Linked DNA regions of Homo sapiens: region 1 is linked to region 2. A link is a contact called in ENCODE Hi-C data. All regions are on one chromosome and are shown on one strand. The core of a region is the stretch at or near the end of the contact, and the rest is flanking DNA. Distances in the headings are between cores, read along the strand shown. Region 1 has its middle 240 kb from the start of MIR4465. Region 2 has its middle 220 kb from the start of MIR4465.

The links. Hi-C counts contacts between places; a loop is a spot of excess contacts on that map. Pooled maps may share reads with other maps.
Region 1: a loop to region 2 is called in a map of PC-9, with 24 times the contacts of the local background. The contact joins two enhancer-like sites. A Hi-C loop is called at or near these places in 2 of 168 maps with a recorded cell type or tissue (PC-9 and mammary epithelial cell) and 6 of 50 pooled maps.

Annotation. Positions count from the first base shown.
Region 1 is chr6:140,919,783-140,922,989 of GRCh38, forward strand. It overlaps the pseudogene RPS18P10. Among named protein-coding and RNA genes, the nearest start is that of MIR4465, 240 kb to the left of the region's middle. Within about 2 kb of position 1,914, at least 2 of the 41 ENCODE cell types and tissues checked have a DNase peak (open chromatin) inside an H3K27ac peak, as active enhancers do.
Region 2 is chr6:140,461,247-140,464,212 of GRCh38, forward strand. No RefSeq gene overlaps it. Among named protein-coding and RNA genes, the nearest start is that of MIR4465, 220 kb to the right of the region's middle. Within about 2 kb of position 1,690, at least 9 of the 41 ENCODE cell types and tissues checked have a DNase peak (open chromatin) inside an H3K27ac peak, as active enhancers do.

The sequences.
Region 1 (3,207 bases), core at 664-3,163, 460 kb after region 2:
TTTAATGCACTTAACCTTTAAAACATCATAGGTGAGCCTAGCTTACCTTAAATGTGCCCAGAACACTTCCATTAGCCTACAGGTGGGCAAAGTCATCTAACACAAAATCCCTTTTATAATATCTCTTGTAATTTATTGAATACTGCACTGGAAGTGATAAACAGAATGGTCGTTTCAGTTGTTTACCCTTGTGATTGCGCAGCTGACTGGGAGCTGTAGCTCACTGCTGCTGCCCGGCATCCTGGGACTGTATCCTGCAGCTAGCCAGAGAAGAGAGCAACATTCAAAGTATGGTTTCTAGTAAATATGTATTGCTTTCACATCATCATAAAGTTAAACAATTGTATGTCGAACCATAGTAAGTCAGGGACCATCTGTATTGCAAAATGCATAAAAGCCATGATAGTTATCTTTCTCTACTTCTCTTTCTCATCTCATTGAGATAACCAATGCTAATAGCCTAAAATGCTCACTTTCAATCCTTTTTTGTTGTTCATGAATATATATATATATACAGGCATATATATTTACATATATTATATCCACTGTTTTCTTTGTTATTAAAGTAGAATCATATGATATACACACACCTTTGCAACTTTCTTTTCCCCTGAAAGAGTGACTCCCCATCAGTTGGAAGAGTAAGATTTAACAGTTTTCCAATACAATTGTCTATAAATACAGATACATGTAGACAAATACAATTTTATTTAAATTAGGTTTTTTTCATGGGCACACCCGTTTCCTTCCCTCTCTTCTCTCAGGCAGTCTGTGCCAAAAAAAAAAAAAAAAGCAAAACAAAACCCTCAGGTATATAAATCTTTTCTTTTTTCACATAATCTTCCATACATTTTTTCCCTCTTTCACTCACACACCTGCATGAGTGTATAAAATAGAGCAATTGATAACTCCAAACACTCTTTTCTGCATATTACCTTTAAAAAAATCAACAGTAAGGCTTCGAATGATGATTGAAAAGACCCAGTTCAAATATACAGCTTCTCCTCAGATCCTTGGGGCCATACCAAGATGGAACACATTTATGGGGCCAATATAAATCTTTCTCCAAGGTGTCCATTAACCCTCGGATCTCTGAAGAGTAAACAATCAGCAGACTCAATTCAGACTCTGCTCCAAGGCTTTCCAGATTGTCCCCTAAAGCCTCCAGGTTACCAAGATCTTGTATTTCTCAAACAGCGTTTCTCAAACATTTGGTTCAAATCCCTTTATATTCTTGTTATTCAGGACCAAAATACTTTTATTTTTGTGGGCAATATCTCTGAACATTGATCGTATTAGATATGAAAACTAAGAAACTTTGAAAATATTTGTTCACATTTAAAACAGAAATAATAAATGTGTTACATGTAAACATACTACATTTTGAAAAATATTAAGTAAATTAATGCATAATAAGACTATATGCTATACTTAGGTGTTGAATGTGGCTATGGAAAGTTTTATAAAAATGACAGATGAATAACAACTCCTTTTCTGTTCATACACCTACATTAACTTTTTTTTTAAAATGTAAAGGTGTATTCTGTATTACAATTGTTCCTGGATAGAAAATAATTAGCCTTGACTGTTATGGAAAGAAAATAGAGATGACTAAGACTCCAAATATTTGATGAACTACCTGTTGTCATCAAAACGTTCTGAGAGAAATATAAAGTTGTCCTATCACAAGCACATACACGCTATGCATTACAACAGGACCTGTGTTGCAAACTCTTTGTGGCCTCTCCTCAGACATACGTTCATAAATTAGATGGTTCTGGCTCCCTTACATGTGTTCAACTTACAAAACTTGCCACTTCTTTTTGAAGAGTACCTAACAACTATGAACCTATCTACTCCCTCACTGGAAGCTTCTTCCCATAGTAAAAAAGGTGATTTGTTTCCTTAGCTTTGACTCATGTTAACTCTGTGACCATCTACCTTTGAGTGAAGGCTGGAGAGAATGAGTAAGTAAGTGAGTGAGTGAGTGTTTGTGTGTGTGTTTTATAGGGAGATTGCTGGCAAGGAGCTCCTCCTAGAGGTTAGGGAATGCATCTCCCAGTATGTGAAGTTATAATTGTTTTAAGAAACTAAATACAATGTCAAGCGTGCATATGCTCTGTTAGTATAGATGTATATATAGGAAACCAAATTTTTTTTCTATGTGTGTGTAAAAATTTTGTCTTCAGAAGTTGTGTCTTCAAACATTTGGGGTCTGTAAGAAAGTCACAGTAAATAAAAGTCATCTTGATCAACTGTGCCACTTTATAAGTAAGAAAAATAATAACAATCATTTGAAATCTGTTGGCTATCAGAATTTTTGAAATCTTGGACATATATCCCCCAAGCACAATGTTCCACCTTTCCATTTTCAGTGGTCAAAAATTTTAAATTGAAGTTTCTTAACTAGAACTTATGACAGAGATATTTAATAAATAAATTTAGATTTAAAGAATTCTTACAAAGACAGTATAGAGAGTTCCAGTATATCCTATGCTCAGTTTCCCCTATTAACAACTGAAATTAAAATAGTACATTTGTCATAGTTATTGAACCAATATTGATACAACATTATTAACTAAAGTTCATTTTAGATTACTTTTTTAGATTCCCTTGGTTTTCCTGTTTTTTTTCATATAAATTATTTATTAACAGACAAGGCCCACATGCCAATTTCTTCTTGGACACACCCACAGCAGGGCCACTGCAGCCAGTGGTCTTGGCGTCCTTGCCTCAGACATGAAGGCCCCAGAAGTGGCACAGCCCTCTATTGGCCTGAATCTTCTTCAGTCACTCCAGATCTTCACAGACCTTGTTTTCCAGACCATTGGTCAGGACCTGGCTATATTTTCCATCCTTTATATACTTCTGTCTGTTTAAGGACCAGTCTGGGATCTTGTACTGGGGTAGATTTTGTATAATGGTGATCACAGGTTCCACCTCATCCTCAGTGAGTTCTCCTGCCCTCTTGGTGATGTCAATGTCTGCTTTCCTCAACACCATGTGAACATATCTTCAACCCACACCCTTAATGGCAGTGATGGCAAAGGCTGTTTTCCACCGCCCATTGATGTTGGTGTTGAGTATTCGCAAAATATGCTGGAACTTCTCAGGGATCACTATGGATATGGCAGCAACACAAGTGGAGGTGTGGAGGCCACCTGTGGAACAGCTCAATTTTCCTTAACGTCCTTTTTCTGTCCTAAA
Region 2 (2,966 bases), core at 440-2,939:
CTCCGGGGAGGTGACATTGAGCAGAGATGTGAATGAAAGTGGGTCATGTGGATATCTGAGGGAATATTATTTCATGCAAAAGGAGCACAAGTTCAAATGTGATTGGTTACTCTGGGAACGTGAAGAGGAGCAGTATGATGAGAGCACTGTCAGCAAGTGATAAAGTGATAGGGTATCAGTTAATGTACCAAGATCTAGATCATTACAAGATATTGCAGGTCAGAATGACGACTTTAGTCAAAATGTGTTGGAAAACCAGTTAATGGTTGATGAGTGGTTTTAAACAGGGGAATAAAAAGATCTATAGGGTCACTCTTACTGCTGAGTGGACAACAGACTGCAGAGAAGCAGGAGTGAGGCAAAGAAGCTGTTGTAAGAAAATTATAGTAGTCTAAGCAAGACATAGTCATGTTGTGGGCTAGACAGTCACCCTAGATTATTGGCCATGCTGTCAGCAGATTTTTACAATCCTCAAAAAGAGAAATGAGGCCAGGCATGGTGGCTCACACCTGTAATCCCAGCACTTTGGGAGGCCGAGGCGGGTGGATCATCTGAGGTCAGGAGTTTGAGACCAGCCTGACCAACATGGTGAAACCCCATCTCCATTAAAAATGCAAAAATAAGCCGGGCATGGTGGCAGGCACCTGTAATCCCAGCTACTCAGGAGGCTGAGGTAAGAGAATCATTTGAACCTGGAAGGCAGAGGTTTCAGTGTCACAATTGTCACTGCACCCACTGCACTCCAGCCTAGGCGACAGAGCAAGACTCCATCTCACCAAAAAAAAAAAAAAAAAAAAAAGAACATGTTACAGAAAGTTATGCGTTCAGTAGTTTAGGAAGTATTTGGGAAATCTTTTAGTCAGTACAGACTAGTTCTGCCACCAAATATTAATGTCCCCTTGGGCAGAAAATTGCAATTTCCCATTTCAGTGCTCAGGGTTTGGACTAAATTATCACAATAACCTCCATCTCTGACCTTCTGTGTTTCTCAGCAGACTAATATAAATGATCTAGAACATGAAAATGTGTGAACTTTAGGACTTCAGTACAACATTAGAGTATCTTATGCCAAACTCCTTCTAATTCCCAGGGAAACATTAGGAAACTACTATTATGTTGTAGAGAAAGAAAGTTAGAAGACTTTTTGGTAAGCTTTTTACAATGAATAATAAATGTGCAAAATCACTTAAAAAAGTCTATTCCTAGGAGCTTTTTCTTGATTTTCGTTTGATTGTCTATAATTATGCAATCCAAAGTCTCCAACTGAATTAAACATCCCATAACCATTTTAATGACTCAGGATAGAAAGAAAAAATTGCAGCATTTAAATTCTGTTTCAATATGATGACTCTTGAGAATTTTACTGACCTTGATGGAATTTTTGGAATTTGAGTTCATTTGTAATCAAACTAGAAAAAAATGTTTTGAAATGCTATTTAGATGCTCAAAAGGATTATTGGACCCTAAATAACTTTCATTACATGACATTTTGATAAGGTCATTGTAAGTGAGTCAGAAACATGGACTACATTTCCTTTAAAAATACACATCCCTTCACAACAGATTTGGTCCTAACTCATTTTGGCTTTTGCTGAATCCCAAGTGTTTTTCCTTCTACTTTTTTTTCCCTTTAAATTCTCCAGTAAACTTGCTAAACCGGTAATCTAGGTGAGCTCACCTGCTCCTTCCACTCACTTCCCTGTTGAATTTAGCCTCGGGCTTTGCTTTAATAGCATAGATCCTTAGAGCAGAGAGTTTTATACACAGGAACAGGGGAAGCACAGAGTCTAATAAAGGCCTGGGAATTTTTGTTGTTGTTGTTTCTTTTGAAAAAGGAGAGCTCTAAGGGAATGATATTGTTCCAGAGAACTGACTCAAATGTGTTCTGTATTTGAACTCTGTGATTATGAAATTTCAACTAAAGCTATAAAAAGCAAAACTAACAGACACCAGAGCATGCCAAAGAAAAACAGGATGTTCTTTTTTGATTGGGAAATAATTATCTAAGTTCAATGGCTGGGTCCAGGTAGTTGAGTTTACATTTGCTTCTCCCTCATTATAGAATCAGTTGAATTATGGTAAATTTTCCCTAAGCAGCCAAGCTGTCATTCAAAGGGGTGATTTTATTGGGGTGCAAATCCCTTTTGTTATTGCTTCAGTCCATTTTTTAAATGGATTTGAAGCCTGAGGGGAAAGTACAAATTAAGACAGACTTTTCTCTTTATGCGGTGAACCCAGCCTGTCCTGCCTGCTGCATCCCACTCTAGTACCTCCAGGGTGTTCATCTACCCGGAAAGTCCTCTGCTATTTTATGCTCTATGGAAGTGAGATGTAAACAAAACTAGCTTACTTCTTTCTCAAAAATCATTACACTGATTGGATTATGTCCTTAGCAACAGAATGAATCTCTCTACATATGTATTACTCAGTGATTGAAAACTGAGGTTCAGTTTTGAGGTAAAGTAGAATGCACTAAAAAATTGTAGGATTGCAAATAAACAGTAACATTGCTAATGATTTTCCATGTCTTCCATGTGGGGGAAAGCAGGACAGAGAGTATGGCTTTTTAAAATAGTGAAATTGACTCTTTAAAATTTTTAGAATTGGAGTTCTTCAGTTTATTGGAAATGACACTGCTGAAGACAATTTAAACATTCTGTTTAAAGTAAATGAAAGAATTATACCGTAATAAAGATCTAAAATGATTCACAAGGATTATAACAGAAACAAATTTATATATTACTTGCACCATTTTAACTAGATACTATAATGGAAAGGAAAAACAAAATCAGAAATGGTTACTCTCTTCTGGGAAGTCACTGGTAATGAACATACTTTCCTTAACAGCAATGAGGGCATATTTTCTTTCTTTTTTGCCATAAGGGCAATAATGTCATAAGATATATTTTAGAGCTTAATACCCTGTCATCAGAAATTCAGTTTAATTTTTAAATATAACATCCTTA